2 separate regions of the Mus musculus genome follow, and region 2 is linked to region 1. Evidence: chromatin loops called from intact Hi-C (ENCODE). Cell type or tissue: gastrocnemius. All regions are shown on one strand. Links, peaks and the distances in the headings refer to the core of each region. The heading gives the core; the rest is flanking DNA.

Region 1 (8,333 bases), core at 210-8,209:
TGTTTGGATAACACCTTCCCAAAGAGCATGGGAGGAGGCAGGTCTGTTCTTCACAGAGCACTAGCTGTGATGCCACACAAACCATACACATAACCATGTAAGGAAACATCAGGTATAGCATGGATGCCCATGTGCGAATCTTGTAAAAGCTCACAGAATGGAGTGATCATGATCAAACCACATACAGACTGGCACAATGACAAAAGTGGTTCTAGCCTTTGCCTACTTATCACATTAATAAGACGTAAACATCCATCTAACCAAGAGAGAGCTCCAAACTAAGTTCTTAAGCCTCTGCAGAACTCAAGCAGCTTGGGGAATGTGCTTGGGGCTTAAGCCTTGAATGATGCACTGGGAGAATGCCTTGGGCTAACGGGTTGAGACCCTGAAGCAGCCATGTAGTTAAGGGAGGATATTCTGCAGGTGGCTTCAGGAGTGATTCTCAAAGCACTTACCCTGACCAACTCAGGGAAAAACTCAGAACCTTCAGCAGCACCCTGTTCAAGCACAAACTCTCAGGCCAGAGCCTGGCACACTATTGAGACTGTCTTTTCAAGTGACTCTGATAGAAGTCGAAGTGTATAATACATTATTATAAATCATCAGGCCCCACACATACAGCCTAGAGAGAAGGTGAAACCTGTGGGGTTTGCTGGCCTCTCACACAATTAAAAAAAGGATAGCAGGGAGGCCCGGGTGTGAGTACCAGAATACAGCAGGAAGGGTCAGCTCTGCTCACTTCTGACTTGCTGAGGCTTCAGTGATCAGCAGGACAACTAGCCAATTGGTCTGAAGATGACTTCTGAGCCCTATATGTACCCATCTAGGCCTTTGAAGAGAGGGACATGACAGAAGAACGTGAACTTTCAAGTTTTCTGTAGGCCCTGCCCTGATTTCAGAAATTGAGTTAAAAAAAAAAATTACATAATTTTTGAAGGGGGGAAAAAAAGTCCCACTTCTCAAACAAAACACACTGGAGTCGTTCTCTAAAAAAATATTTCTTTTGTATATTTTTAGATGTAGAGTAATTTGTTTTTTTTAAGAATCTCATAAGTATACATATTGAAATATGATCATTTCTGCCTCCCCGATCACTGGAATAGGGGTACATATATAGATGTCTTTTAAAGCCCTATTATAACAGGATTTCTGAGGAAGAGGCTGGAGTCTCTGTACTGAGCACAACTTTCCTTACTGTTCTTTAATATACTCCTTCACCACCAGTGTCTCTAGGGTTTCCTTCTCTGATGTTATTCGAACCTACCTTGCATCCCTGGAGTGTCATCTCTGGAAAAGAATCTGGTTGCCAGACCTCTGCTCAAATTCTATCTCCAAGCCTCCCTGTGCTCCATAGTAAACTCCAAAGCTTTAGGGTGAGTCCCTGGGCCACACTAATCCAGTCCCTGCCACTTTCTTTCTTCAGCCCTGCTTCCCACCGCTTCAGCCCCTGAGCCTATTCTGAATCCCTCACACTGTCTTGGACACACAGGGCTTGTGATGGTTTATATTTGCTTGGCCCAGAGAGTGGCACTATTAGGAGGTGTGGCCTTGTTGGAGCAGATATGTCACTGCAGATGTGGGCTTTAAAATCCTCATCCTAGCTGCCTGGAAGCCAGTATTCTCTCAGCAGCCTTCAGATGAAGATGTAGAACTTTCAGTTTCTCCTACACCTTGCCTGCCTGGAGGCTACCATGTTCCTACCTTGATGATAATGGTCTGAACCTCTGAACCTGTAAGCCAGCCCCAATTAAATGTTGTCTTTAAAAGAGTTGCCTTGGTCATGGTGTCTCTTCACAGCAGTGAAACCCTAACTAAGGCAGGGCTCTTGTGTCTTGGTTTCCTCAACAATGTAAGCCCTTCCTTCAGTCGTCCCAGTGTAGCAGTTAAGCTAATACCAGGTTGTGTACAAACTCTCGGTAGATTAGGTCAACATGGGTTGTGTCCTTCTTCTGTGTCACTGGCTGGCAAGTCTTTCCCTAACAGGACAAAAGGTAAATACTTTAGGCTTTATGAGTGACATAGTCTCTGATACATGAGTATATATATGTATCCAAACCTTTAAACTGTATTTAAAAGCTTTTTTATTCATAGACATTTTCAGAGATGTGTGTGTATTGCTACTCATGAGGTCGATCAGAAACCTTCGTTAATAGCACAGCCACCTTTTGAATGCCTCCTGTTGCCAGGGAGACAAAAAGAGCCTCACACAAACAATGAAATGTCAGGGTCTGGGAGTGATGCCCATGCAACTTCTGTCCCTTAATTAGTAAAAGTTAATACCTTAACCCAGACAATGATAAAGAGGCTGAGGCAGGCTGTGACTTACTGAGTGAAAAATGCTGACTAGATCAGCTCAAGTCAAGCACCCGGGGAAGCCTTTTCTTACATCCTTATCCTGCGACCAAGTCAGCTGGGTTTCCCCTGTAATCCTTATTCATTCATTCATTCATTCATTCATTCATTCATCATTGTGATGGTTCAGATGGAATGGACAACCTTTGCATGCTAGGCAAGCAATCCACCACTGAGTAACAGCCTCAGCCACAGCTACAGTCGCATCTCTGTATTCTACAGCATCTGAAACAACTTTGGAACACAGTGCCGCATGTAAAACAGTGCTGTAATTTTCAACATGTCTCTCTTACCTTGACCAGCTCCCATGGCCTCCTCAGCTAAGTATTGACCCATGGCGGTTGCCTTACATAGCATAGAACCCAGCACTGCTCAGTGTGTGTGCTGTTTGGACACACTAGTTCACTCGGTGGATTGTGGAAGTAAATAGCACTACTCACATAGTTACCTGAAGGCCTCTGTTCGTTTGCCCACGTTATCTACTCGAGATTAATTTATTCTCTTAGTTATCAGTTACTCTCTATGTTAATTATATGCATTCGTCCTTTGGAACTTCTTTCAGCCTCTAATAGGTTGGTCTGAAAGAGACCTGCTTCTTGAGGCCACAGATGATTTTGAGTATCATGTGGGTTGTTTCTGATTTCAGTTTACAGGTCAGATGGCAGGCACAGAAAAGGGAGTGGTTTGTTTTTATCCTTTGAAGTTACACAGAGGCAGAGGCAGTCGAATGATAGACCAAAAAAGCCACCAGGTTGAGTGTAGAGCCATAACTTGGCTTACCAACAGTTTATTTATGCTAGAAAGCATAATACATGTTTGTCAAAGTTAAGTCTTATGTGCCGTATCAATGTTTCCCTTGTCGTGTACCTTTCTCTCTCAAGTAAAACATTGAAAACAAGCTTGTGACGTCTCAGTTAACTATGGAGCCTGTTCATATTGACTATTTATTGACTTCACCTATGTCCCCCACCCATTTCATCAGGTGTAAAGTGACTATGAGCTTTTCAAGCCCCAGGGATACGAAAGTTAGACCATCCCCCTCAAACTTGGTCTGTGGACTGGTACTGGCTGTGATCACGTGTTCACCATGCAGTTTCCGCCCATCTCCTACCCTCTGATTATACACAACAGCATCCACAGTGAGCAGCTTTGAAAGACCCCATCTGCATGTGAGATTATCCATCACAATGAGGCTAAATTACACCGATCAAAATGTACCCTGGCTGAGAATTACCCCCAGGGTCTCCTGGGTACATGAGAACATCTCTCCTAGTAGACTGTCCCCAGAGAACTGCTCAAGAGAACCAAGGTGACATTACAATGCCAGAAGGAAGCTAGGACATGGAATCTGAAATCTGTCAACTTTGATTCATTCGAGGTACAGCAACTTATAAAACAGAAGCACATACACACATATTAACAGGTGAAATAATTTGGAAAAATCTGTGGTATACCACAGAAAGCATCTCAACCAAGGCGATGTGTTCAAGAAAACTGAAGTACACTAAGAACAAACCATAAACTTAGGTCCTGTCTGGCACCCACCTCCCTCCAATCTATCCTCTCTGGGAGGGTTGACTTCTTTCCCTCCACAATGCTTATAATTGAACGTTACAAACTATACCAAGAATAAATCTACCGGGGTCCCCTTCCTCCAACCAGAAAAAGGTTAAGCTTTTAATTACAGGCCCTCAAACTATCATTTTGTGCAATTAGCAATTAACTCTAATCGTTGATGAGAGAATGCAGAGCTGCGCTGGCAATTTCCCTCCTCCCCATCCCAGACTCGGTTATTTTAGTCTTGTTCTATTACAGAGGACAAGCCACAACCGCGGGAGCGCTCTTGTTCTTTCTCTCTTTCTCTTTCACACACTCTTACTTAAAGCCACATTTAATTTTTAACAAAATGGCATCTCAGCTTGCCATTGAGATGGGACTCCGAACCCCACAGCAGAACAGCGGAGCTTTCGCACCCCTCCTCTTCATCACTTTCAGGTTGGAAAGAAGAGTCCCCCGGAAGATGCTACCTACCGACCTCACTACATCAGCCCTTCCTAGGGGCTCAGGAGAGGGAGGAAAAGGGTTCCTTGCTGCCCCCCAGACCCCTCAACTGCCAGCCCCATCAAGCCTGGAGGCGGTGGCAAGAGCAGCAATAGTTGCATCAGCGCTCCTAGCCAAGGCGCCAGGAGGGTACAGTAGCAACTGTAGGGAGCTAGGGAGCGCACAGCTGCTGCGGCCGCAGGTTCCCTGGATCAGGAAATTAGGACAGGCACCCGGGATTGGAGGTGAGGACGGTGCGCGAGCCAACCAGCGGCCGCCCCGGGTCCCCCGTGAGCCCCGGGCCAACGCGCGGAGCAGTCGAGCCCCTGGAGCCATCCGGATGGCGGCGGCGACAGCCCCAGCCCCAGCCACTCACGCACGCACGCTGCCACTTGCCCCCGCACCCTCCTCACTGCGCGCGGGAGAGCGGTGCGTGCCTGAGCTGCTGGGCTGAGCTCCCCCGCTGGGGTCCCCGCGCCGCTCGGCCGCGCTCCTGCGGCCGCCCGGGTGGTTGCCCCCAAACCGCTCACTTGAGCTGTCCTCGGTGGCGAACGGGCTCCCCGCCCCCTCCTCCCGCGCCGTTCCCTCCCCTCTCCCTCCCCTTCTCTGCAACGCCTGCATTATTTTCCGCCCGCAGGGTCCGCGCGCACACCGCGGCCGCGGCGGGGGAGGTGACCGGGTGGGTGGTTGGGTGGGTGGCTGGCGGGGAGTAGAGTGTGCAAGTTGCAGGGAAAGGGTGCCCGCTCCTTGCGTGCTCTCCGTGCTCCCGGCTCTTCACTCCTTCCCCCTCCTCCTCGTCTCCTCCCTCCCCGCCCCCACCTCCTTCTTCCTCTCCGAAGGGCTGGTAACTTGTTGTGCGGAGCGAACGGCGACAACGACGGCGCGACGGAGGCACCATCCGGGCGGGCAGCATGGGCACGTCCGCGCGCTGGGCGCTGTGGCTGCTGCTCGCGCTGTGCTGGGCGCCCCGGGACAGCGGCGCCACTGCAAGCGGTGAGTGGGGACGCGCCCCTCCGCACTCGGCCCGAAACAAGCCGAGGCGTCCGCGATCGCCGCGTTCTGGGGGACCCCGGGGCTCCTCTTGCCCATCCCCTCCTAGCAGGCGCCTCTCCACGCTCCTCTCCTGCCTCCCCTCCCCACCCGGGTGGCGCCTCTGAGCTGTCAGAGCCGAGGTTACTGGGAGCCAGGCCCGGGGGACGGTGGGGTTTAGGGTGTCCTAAAGCGTCCCTTGAACTTGTTGTCATTCTTCTGTGTCCCCCTTCTTCCCAGAACCTCTGTTTTACATGGTTTTCACCCCCCATTGACAAGGGCTAGGGGATGTGGGCTTTGGAGCCACTGAACAATGGTTCTGCCTCCTCTGCCAGGCGGGCTGTTAGGACCGTGGCAGAGCACGGGGCCTGGAAGCCCGAGTGCGCCCCTCAGACTTAAGCAGGGTTGAGAGCGCACAGTGGGTGAAGGTGGGCGTCTCCGAGGACACCGGGCGCCAGGTGCCGGCCGAGCCGGGAGTCCTCGCGCTGCCGTGAGCAAGCGCACGTTCGGTGGGCGGCAGCCTGGAGGCCGAGCCATGACAAGTACGCAGCCTGCGCCCGGGACTGAGACTCCCCAGGCGCCGGGCCGTCTCTCGGGCTCCAAGAGTGGCTTTCAACTGGACTGTCCTCCGAGTGCTTTTCTTTCTCCCATCCCCGGGGATTCCGCAGCTACTGCGGCTTTTAAAAACCTCTGGGGTCTCTGAGATAACTGAACGGGGGAGGGGAGTGGGATCAAGACTTAATCAGGTTACTTTGCCGAGCCTCATTCTGGGCAACACTTTCCCCCAGAGAAACTGAGTCCCAGTGTAGTGACTGTAATTAGCCTTTATTCTGCACAATACGGCCCGAAGGTGTGGAGCTGGAGCGTGTGACTGGAGCTTGGGGAGGGCGGGGTGACTACTGTCGAGTCCCAGGGGGTCGGCACACTGGCTTTGGAGCCCTGTGTGTTTCCAGCACCCCATCTTGGGTCACACAACTTTCCAGAGCAGGTGATAAGATGCCTTCCTAACAAGGTCCGCGTCTGATCCTTGGCGGGCCACTGAAGAGGTCTTAGAGGTCTTAAGAGGTGACACCAAAGTGCTTGCTTGCCAACCAGCTCTAGGTAATTAGGGCAGAACGCTGTCCCAGCTCTAAATAGTCCACAATCCACATCTCCTGTCGCCGGGTAGCTTAGAAGGCCCGCCTGCGTGCGGTCACGTGTGTCCTGGAGTGAGAGCGAACTTTCAAGTGTGTGGTCAAGCTGTCTGTCGAGCTATGCTGGGGTGTTTAAGTCTCCCAGCGCCCCTGGGCCTTTGGTTCCGCTGTCCGGAGCGTGAGAAGCTGGGCAGGGCTTTTCTGCCCCATGCGATTGGCTGGTAGCTGGATTGCGTTTAGCTTGGTCACGTGTCTACGCGGAGTTAATTGAGCTGCCCCAGCTGGGTTACCTTTAAGATCAGCCAGGCTCAGAGGGGCCTTTCCCTCTGGCGCTTTCTCCAGCTGCACTCTGAAAAGGGCCCAGGTATCGTGACGCTAGAATCCTTCCTGTGACAAACCTCTGTGCCCAGAGAAGCCCTGCTTAACAGAACATTTCAGACGCTGACATTAATCATTAATGGATGAGTAATGTTAACTTATTAAACCATCTCTCAGAAGAGTGACTTGACTCGGGCTATATATTTTGTAGTATTTCAAAACACGAATGCATAAAATCCATTACTGACTGTGATCCGGGGAGTTGGGAGAAAGGAGTCTCCTTAGCTGCAGAACCTTTTGGATTCTTGGAATGTTTAAAGTGCTAACTTTCCATCAGGTGCTGTTTTTTACGGAGTGGTCGGAAAGCATCCAGACTGCTTCAAGGAGCTAGTCCAACACCAGAAGTTGTTGAGCTGGGATCAGGAAAGTGGGGATAGCCTTTGTTTCTCCTTTACTGCAAGTGGGCTATGGTGGTGCTGTAAAAAGTGGAAGAGAGAACCAGGCACAAACCTAAGCAGCCAGAGTGGGAGAGGCAGTTCTTTCTGAACTACAGCAGACTTGGAGTTGGTTGACCATAAGTGAACCCACAGTAGTGTCCTAAGTTCAAAGTCCCAAAACATGCAGACTGATTTTTCTGCCCCAGACCTTCTGTGATTACTCTTTCTCTCCAACCCTTCCCTCTGCCCCCCACCAACACACACACACACACACACACACACACACACACACTAAACTGCCTGACACAGGGGAGGCATGTGTGTATAGAGTTTCTGCAAGGAATTGAAGTGAAGGGACACTAACAAACGAGAGATCGCAAGGACTGATGGCAGAACACATGGGGGTTCTAGGACTCTTGCCTCATATAGATTAAGCCTAGGTATAGATTAAGATACGGTGTGTTGTACAGTCTTCAAAGCCAGAGTTCTGCAAGAGCTCTTCCAATCTGACCAGTGACTCTCACTTCTCTTCCCCTGGGACTGAGAAATACCAGAGTATCTGCAGGTAGGAATCTGAAAGACCAGGAGAGATAATTCCTGGCTTACCAGAGCATCAAGAAAAGGCAGAGACCGTAGCAATCCATGCAGATGAAGGCTTTCTTTTTAAAAAGAGAGTCACAACCCAAGCTTCATGGGCAGCGCATTTCCCAAAGCCCGAAGCAGCTTTTTGCCCAGGTTCATTCTCTTACCAGTACCTCTAGTGCTGTGTCATCTCTACACAATTCTGCTTTTAATGCTTGAGTCTCTAGAGACCTACACTGTGTATATAAAGTTCAAGTTCAGTAGAGCCAACATAGGTTAAGACTTCAGGCTGACCAACTGCACTTGTAAACCTGTGTAAAGGTGGCTCCCTCCATCTTCTAAACAGTGGCAAACCTGATCATCAGATTCCTGCTTCCTAAAATATGAGTAACCTCAGACAGGACTTCCCGGTAGAACTTCTTGTGAAGGTTCTAGAAGAGCT
Region 2 (8,333 bases), core at 209-8,208, 180 kb after region 1:
ACTCAATGAGAACCACTACACAGGGCTGGGTCACAGGCACCTGACTGCATGCCACCAGGCCCAAATCTCCTTTTCTCTCCCAAGTTCTTTAGGACTACATTTAAATGTTGCCCTCTGAAATATATTCTATAAGGAGATCACCTGGCATTTTCAAGAGCCCCTGGTCCCAGTAACTTTCATTTATATCAATAACGAGGAAGCTGTGTTAAAAGTACTAGGCAGCATCCTACAGCTCACAGGAGATGACAACAGCTACTAGTAGAGTGCCCTGTAGTGGACCTGTCACTCAGCGTCCTTATGTTAGCAACCTGGCTAAACAGCCACTGTATTACATGGTATACATAAGTAAGTCATACACAGACACAGTGAAAGGCACTATATATGCCTTGTTTTCTCAAAGCAACTTTAAGATTATTAACTTTTTGCTTTACAACCAAGAAAAACCAGAAAAGCTCAATGACTTTGCAAACCATGCAACAGGCAGGGCTCGAGGCCCAGGCAGACTAAGGCCTGTTTTCCTAGCTGCTAAAGAACTCTACAGTGTTATTCCTTAGCCAGCATACAAGGCTTTTTCCTTTCTACCCAAAATGTTCCTTCAGTAACCTAATAGCAACTGTGAACAAACAACATTAAATAGTCCCAAAAGAAAACACAAATTCTAACTAAAATGTAAACAGGCAGGGAAATTTGGCAAACAAATTCTACTCAACTGTCCAGCAAACATGAAGACTACCTTTGAAGCCACACAACAGTTGAACTTCTGTTTAGAACCTTAAACACTATGTATCTCCATATAGTTCCAGGCAAAGCTCCACAAGAAGCACACTGGATCATTCGTATGTCTGATCTACCCAAGGGAGTGCTGACTGATAAGCAAACTTTACCCATTAATTTCATAGCATCACTGAAATTTCCACTTGGTTGGGCAGAATGAAAGCATGTGTCAGTAGGCGTTAACATTCCAAAGGCCTGGTAAGGAAATGCAAGTCAAAAAAGTTCCTGTTGCAGCTAATGGGTTCTGACTCCTTAACATCCCCTCAAATATTAACTCATTTTACTAAGAAACAGACAGCTGAATATACATGTAATAACATACAATCAAATAAAATGACTGGTTTAAAAATGAATTCTCATGTATCTACAGTAGATCAAATCATATACTAGAATACTGAGCCTAGTTTACAAGTTACAGTAAGGCTAGACAGCAAGTTCCACATATAAGGTGGAAGCTTCAAACCGGTAAAAAAAAAAAGCTTCTCACTGTCGGTACATGTGCTGGCTAGTATTGTCAACTTGAAAAGGAAATCTCAAATGAAGAATTGCCTCCAACAGACTGGCCATGGGTCGCTTTCTTGTTAATTGATGTAGGAGGGCTCAGCAAACTGTGACAAGTGCCATCCCCAGCAAACTGTGACAAGTGCCATCCCCAGTAGGTGGTCTTAGTCCAGGCAAGAAAAGCAGCTGCAGGTGAACCTGGGAGCAAACTAGCAAGGAATCGGCATCTGCCCACAGTCTCAGCCCATGCCTTAAACTTTGCCTTGGCTTTGCTCAGTGATGGATTCTGATCCAGGAGTTCTAAGATAAAATAAGCTCCCCAAGGCTGATCTTGGCTAGTTTTGTATAAATGAGAAGCAAACCAGGATAGCAACACAGCAGAAAACCAGTAACAGCACACAGATATTATAAAATGAACATTTTAAACAATGATCCATACATTATAAACTCAACATAACCAATTCCAGAGAGCAGTCTATAACTTGGCCTCCATTTCCATATCATCAACTTCTTGTACTTTAACAAATCTCTATCAATCTGGAAATCACTAAAGACAACAAAATAAACTATAAAGTTAGGCTTGGCTTAAACAGCTCTGTGACAGTTTCCACAGGCATGCATCTTACTCATTAAGAAAAAAATATAACTACATTTTGGTCAAATCTACAAATGTAGTAAAACTGTAAACATAAATTTCTGTGACCCCTGACACCCAAAGATGACACTTAAATCTGAGGACTGAAGAGCTGTATTTGCTTAAAGAAAAGTTTAGGGCTGGCGAGATGGCTCAGTGGGTAAGAGCACTGACTGCTCTTCCAAAGGTCCTGAGTTCAAATCCCAGCAACCACATGGTGGCTCACAACCACCCGTAATGAGATCTGACACCCTCTTCTGGTGTGCCTGATGACAGCTATAGTGTACTTACATAAAATAAATAAATCTTTAAAAAAAGAAAGAAAAGTTTAAGTCGCATCTGTTTACTGTTTTTTGTGCGAGCACACAAAGCTCCTTGCCTCAGCCTGAGAGTATGGGTAAGAGGACAACTTGCAGGAGGAGTTAGTTCTCTCTTTGTATCATGTGGGGCCTGGAGATGCAACTCTGGTAGTCAAGCTTACTGGCAAATGCCTTTGTCTCACCGCCTCTACAAGTACTTTTTCATATTTGTCTAGACTAAGAGTGATGGAGTAATCCCACATTATTGGGAATAAACTCGAGAAAAAGAAAGAAATGAAATAAGTGTCTGTGTGTGTTGCATGACACAGCTACCAACCTGGAAAGAATAATGGCACCTCGGTTGATGCTGGCCCAGGACTTGAGGTTCTTCATACCAACACGCTCTACAAGGGTTTTTGCAAAACAACCTGCAAAGTAGACTGATACTTAGTGGGCGCCACATGCATATCCCCTTAAGTTAATATAAACACTAAAATTCTAGTATAGATCGAGCACTGTGTTAATAAAGCCAAGTTTCTTAACTCTGATGCAACTTCTAAACTATCTTTTAGCAATAATTACCCAAGAAAAACAAATTATTTTTAAAAAGCTTATTTGATCACATCTGTACTTTTGTAATATTTAATGATTTAACCTTGACCAGCAAGTAAATGTTTGACAATATCACTTTACCTGTAGCCAAAATTAGTTCCTACAGAAAAAAAAAATTAACTAGAAGGGACCAGTAACATGGCTAGTGACTAAAGAATGAACATTTTGGCTTACTCGTGGCAATTTCTTTCTACAATGATTTCGTAGCCACCATAGCCTGTTGTCCCAGCTCTGGAGGCTGAGGCAAGAAGACTGCCATGGGTTTCAGGCTATGTGATTCCTCCATCCCAAACACCGTTCATCTGTAACTCTCTTTCCAAGGCCTTAGCCTGTTGTTCCCTGTACCCTCTAGGTGCAGCTCATTCTCAGCCAGTGACTGGGGTTTGGGAAGGAAAGGGTGACCTATGCTGATGGCAACAATCTCACGTAGGTACTGTGTACATATAATAATTCAAAGACACGCATGGAGCACACTTAGCTCTTGTGGTAAACAAGGACAGCTAGTGAGGCTGTTTGCTTTCCAAAGGTGATAAAAACAACATGTTCTCCATGGTGTGCATTTCTAGATGCTGCCAGTCCCCCATTAAGGGTAGAATCTAAGTCTTCTGTTGAATCTGGGTGGTCTCATTGCCTGGACCAACAGAACAGGGTAGAAGTGAGATGAGATGACATCTAAGGACTAATCCTGAGGCCTAAGCATACGTGGGCTGTTTCCTTGGGACGCTCAATCTAAGCACCAACACCCGGGGCTGAGGACCTCAACTCAGACTCCTAGAAACTATGTATGGCTGGAGCTTGTTATTATTATATACCTAATATTCCCAGGTGGGATGAGATGTGGAAACAGGGCCCCTAGGAGCACAGGGGCCAGCTAGCCCAGCATATGGAGTGACAGATCACAAAAGACAAGCTCTGTCTCAAACAAGGTACACTGACAACTGAAGCTGTCCTCTGCACTCTACACATGTGCCACGACATGCTATGTCCATAGTCATACACATACATGCCATAAATAAAAGAATAAAAATAAATAAAAAACAATTAACCACCATGATGTGTGCAGGCCCAAGCAGTCTAGGACGAGGAAGTGCGGCTAACACTGGCGGCCCTGTGGTAGGATGAGGAAGTGCAGCTAACACTGGCAGCCCTGTGGCTGGGCCAGCAACACTGTGTAAACTCCAGTGCCCAACAAGGAGCCTTGAGAGGTAGGGAGAAACAAGCTCCACTAAAGCCGAAATCCTGCTCAGTGAACCACTAAGCCGAGGGAGCTTGTCACACAGCAATACATAACCCGGATAACAGACACTTATTCGTGCTTGAAACAACAACCACTCCAAGCCCACCAGCCATGGTTTAGGGCTTTTGGTGTCTTAATTATAAAAAAATCATTAGAAAAATGTTTGGAAATTGGTAACTTGTCAAACTCACCTAAACAGAGCATCAATGTTTCCAATAATGAAATTGCGGCAGAAACCAGTCCCAGGTCTTTATGTGACAGTACCACCCTCCGCCCTCCACTGGAAACTGTCTCCAAAAACAAATCCATGACCTCAGCTCAAAGCTTTTCCAGCCACCGTAACAGCTCATGGTATTTGCATGGTAGGCAAGCAGTCTACTAGTGAGCTGTAGCCAGCCCTTGACATTTAATCATTACTTACTTATTCACAGGCACGATTTCCACATACTTGGCAAATAGTACCTGAACCTAAATGGTCAGTATAAAGTCAAGGAATGCAAAAACTCCATGTAACACACACACAAAAGATAAGCTGCACAGCCTACCTTCCTTTCCGCTTTCTTTCATCTTTTTATCTTGCTCTAGTAACCATTTGAGAACCAGATGTCCTGCAGGATGCTCAGCAACATGAAGCTACAAGAGAACCCGACACGTTATTGCAGAAGCTAGTAAATATCTCTGGTCCCTGAGCCTATCTTTACCCCACGTGTAGACACAGATGTGGTTACGTTTCAGTTTTAAGAAATCTTAACCCAGGATGCCCATCATATACCTAGGGTGCAACAAGCAGCAAAGTAGAAGATCATAGCCCCTACAAGGTAGTGCAGAAATTAGTTTGTTTGAATAGCAACATACAATGCTCATCTAAAAAATCAGGTAATCTGTCCACTCTTCCCATGGCAACATTGTTCTAAGATACAAAGAAATCTCTGGGGAGAATGCTACATGGCGTTTAAATATTATTCTCTACAGTGACCTAATCAGCAGGCCAAGAAAACATTCTGCAGCTTGCTTGCTGGCCCTACCAACTGTTCCCACAGTAACAGTGGTCTCCCTTCATTTAGGATGAGAACCAATGAGCACTATTTCCATAGAGAGCAGTATTTCATCACATTCATCTGTCTGCTCCAGGAAGGCAGGGGTCTGAGCTTCAGCTGACAGTCCACTTGTCTCTTCCAATCCACGTTGTCAAAAGCATGCCACATGTCAGACATCAGACACTCAATACCAGAATCAAGTGCGGGTGGGGATTAACACTGCTGAGTGCCAGACTAGACCCATGGCTAAAGGGAATTAGACATGGAATGAATAACTGTGCTGTGAAAAAGATTCTAACTACTTACTCAACAGGTAGCCCCAACTTGTTTCCTCTAAAGGCTCCACTGTGGTCTCCGGGGCTACATCCTCAAGGCTTTAAGTAACCCTCGCCATCCAGTCACTCTTGCTAGACTGGTGTGGACGCAGGTGTGCCTCAGACCAATTTTCGCTAATGACATGGCAGGAAAGCCTGGCTAGAGATGGTCTTCCCTGACAAGAAAAGGCCTCCTTGCTCTTGCTTTCCTTCCTGCCTGAGAGCCTGATGTGAGCAAGTGCTGCGGCTATGGAAGCTGGCCTGAACTAGAACACACAGGGAAAGAGGGCAGGGCAAAGGAGCCCAACAGGGGAGGCTGACTGCCCTGTGCAGCACACAGCCTTTGTACTGTGACGACTCAGTGCTGCTACCACAAGGCATTCCATTATGTGTAGTTTACTGTCACCAGAACTACATCACTAGTTTAAAGTCCCTTGGACGGAACTAAAATGCAGCTGTTAGCATTCAGCTAACATAAAGGTGTGCATAAAAGTGACACGTACACTTCTGTCCAATGGATTCCAAACTCGAAGGGCAGGGACTGTCATTTCATCTATCGAGTATCTCTTTAAGCATTCCTGACAGATTTATTGCCTTTTCGATTAATGAATGAAAGGCTTAACTTGAACAGCTTATTTTATATCCTTGAGCAATGCCAGCGATCATAATGAAAGGCTATTCTATTTAGCACATAAAGGCTTTTGTGAGACTAACTGACAGTAGAGGTCAAAGATCCAAATAAATAAATAAATAAAATAAAATAAAATTGGTGGTTGCCTGTAACCAGCTGCTAGTTCAGAGCTCCCGGGTCTTACAAGGCAGCACAGGACAAAGGCAGTCCGATCGATCGGCGGCCCCTGCCTTCTGCTTGTGGCCGGCTGATTTGCAAACACGAGTCTTGAGCTCCCAATGCTCCCCTCCTCAGAGCTGCGGTATGGCTCCCTGCAGCCCACGCTCTTCTCCACCATTCTTGACTGAGCTGCTAACCCTTCAGGGCCCAGTGTAGCCTTTTCCAATTCCAGGAAGGCTACCTGGGGACATGCTGTTCTTATACAACCCCTTAGAATCCACAGTTGTCCTTCAGTTTTTGTTTCTATGTTAACTTAAATAATTACTTTCCTTAAATTGCATGTCTTCCGAAAGCTTTGGGGTGCAGCAGAGGACGGTGTTGCCTGCGGTACAGCACTAACAAGGCACACACAATCAGTGAACTTCAGATGCAACGTAGAATCACACCATGCCCATGTAACTACAAACAAGAAGGAACAACTGTTCTGTCTGAGACAGCCTCACCCAGCTCAGTCAGGCCCTCCACTTCATGTGTAGGAGAATGACCTTGAACTCCTATTTCTCCTACCTCAATCTCTCAAGTCTAAAGCCTAGGTTTGTGGTTATGCACCCGGCTGAGTGAGTCTTTTTTAATGAGTCAAACAAAATTAGGGAAGACTTCAAGGAGAACTATGGGCACTGGAATGCATTAGGCTTTGAATGGATGGAGCACAGGACAAACAGCACTTCACACCACAGGAAGCAGCTGCCACAGCAAGCATGGACTACTCTGGAAAGGTAGTGAAGGGGCAATCACAGATAACCATAAGTCATAGCACATGTCTGTAGGCACTACAGGATCTCTGCATTCTGGGGAAGACAAGTGCTACCACCGGCACTCTGAGTTACCGTTTTTAAATGTACTACTGGCATGACTGTTGACCCTCTGCAGAATCCACATCTGGAGATACTATAGGCCCTGGGGCTCTCCTACTATAATCACAGTACATCACCTCTCCGTCCTTGCCACCAGGATGCAGTTCTGCTGCTGCCAAACTGGCGATGGCATCCATAGCAGGCTGAACATCTCCAGTAGCAGATCCCAGCATGTCAGACACCAGCACACATGCAGACTTATCCAGCACCACCTCTTGAGTGTGTCCTTGCAGGTAGCTCAGCAAAGCTGGAGAGATGGACTCCAAGAGCTCACGCCGGCGGATTGCAGTGTCCTTCTTGCTGTCGGAATATGTTGAGTGAGGTGGTAAGCTAAGTGACCAGTCTTGTTATCACAAACCTCCAGGAGCTTATCATAACCCAGGGCACTATCTCCTGTAACTGTCAGTCCTGCCGAGCATGTGGACAGTGAGTGAGTCAAGGGCAGACTAGGTGTCATCTTTCCATCCCCAGGATCTGAACACTATCTGGCATGGAGCAAGACTTCAATAAAGGAAGCTGCTTTCTACACCACAGTCACAAACGAGTAACCAACCATTCCCAATCCTGCCAATCTTCAACCAAGTAGTGGCAAGTCATCATGTGAGACAGGACGTGTTCAGAGTACTTTATAGATGCTCTCAGGACATTTAAGTATAAGATACTGACAACTCTGAAAGTAAAGTAAAACAAAAAGCAAACTATTCACTTGAATGCCTACTGTGTGCCAGGTTCAGCTGTGTTCTTTCAGCCAGATACTGCCATTTCCTTCAAAGTAAGCTCTTGAGACTATGGAATTCACTAAGAAGTCTTAGGGAAATGGAGGGAGAGAGGGAGGCATCTAGAGGATTTCTTGGAGTCATGAGCTGGCCTTCACCTGTGCGCGTTGCCATCACCCTTCTGCAGAAGCTCGATGAGCTCGGGCACCGTGTGGGCGGGGTCTCTGGGGCTCATCAAGTACAAGAGGACTTTCCTTCCGTATTTGTCATTAACTATGCTGGGCAAGGAACTGATGATTTCCTAGATAATGGAAACAAAAACGTCCACTGTTTATTATATTCCCAGAGTTCCGCTGAGATTTGATGGGGATGAAGAACACACCCTGGGTATTTTCCTCACTCCACTCACATCACTTGTGACGTCAATTCTGACATGTCTTATCAAAGCACAAAGAATTACTTTCAGAACTGTTCATTCTCTGCTGTGGTGGCCATTATTGAACAA

Evidence for each region. Peaks named below come from ENCODE experiments on the same cell type or tissue, not always from the same donor. Only the 100,000 strongest peaks of a DNase experiment are listed, where the experiment ranks them.
Region 2: a loop joins it to region 1, with 2.6 times the contacts of the local background. A loop is called at or near these places in 3 of 42 quality-filtered maps.

Annotation. Positions count from the first base shown.
Region 1 is chr19:27,212,312-27,220,644 of GRCm38, forward strand. It overlaps Vldlr (very low density lipoprotein receptor), which reads left to right and starts at 4,709. Exons shown (of 18, transcript NM_001161420.1): 1 at 4,709-5,385. The coding sequence starts at 5,304. All of the region lies in intron 3 of Gm35438 (a long non-coding RNA gene), which reads right to left. In gastrocnemius, for the core only: a CTCF peak has its summit at 4,560; DNase peaks (open chromatin) are centred at 4,219, 4,778, 5,199, 5,493 and 3 more places; H3K4me3 peaks cover 3,531 bases; H3K27ac peaks cover 3,972 bases.
Region 2 is chr19:27,391,693-27,400,025 of GRCm38, forward strand. It overlaps Pum3 (pumilio RNA-binding family member 3), which reads right to left. Exons shown (of 18, transcript NM_177474.5): 14 at 7,987-8,129; 15 at 7,190-7,412; 16 at 4,603-4,690; 17 at 2,546-2,636. Among named protein-coding and RNA genes, the nearest start is that of Pum3, 34 kb to the right of the region's middle. In gastrocnemius, for the core only: no CTCF peak of the experiment used is centred there; no DNase peak of the experiment used is centred there; H3K27ac peaks cover 1,540 bases.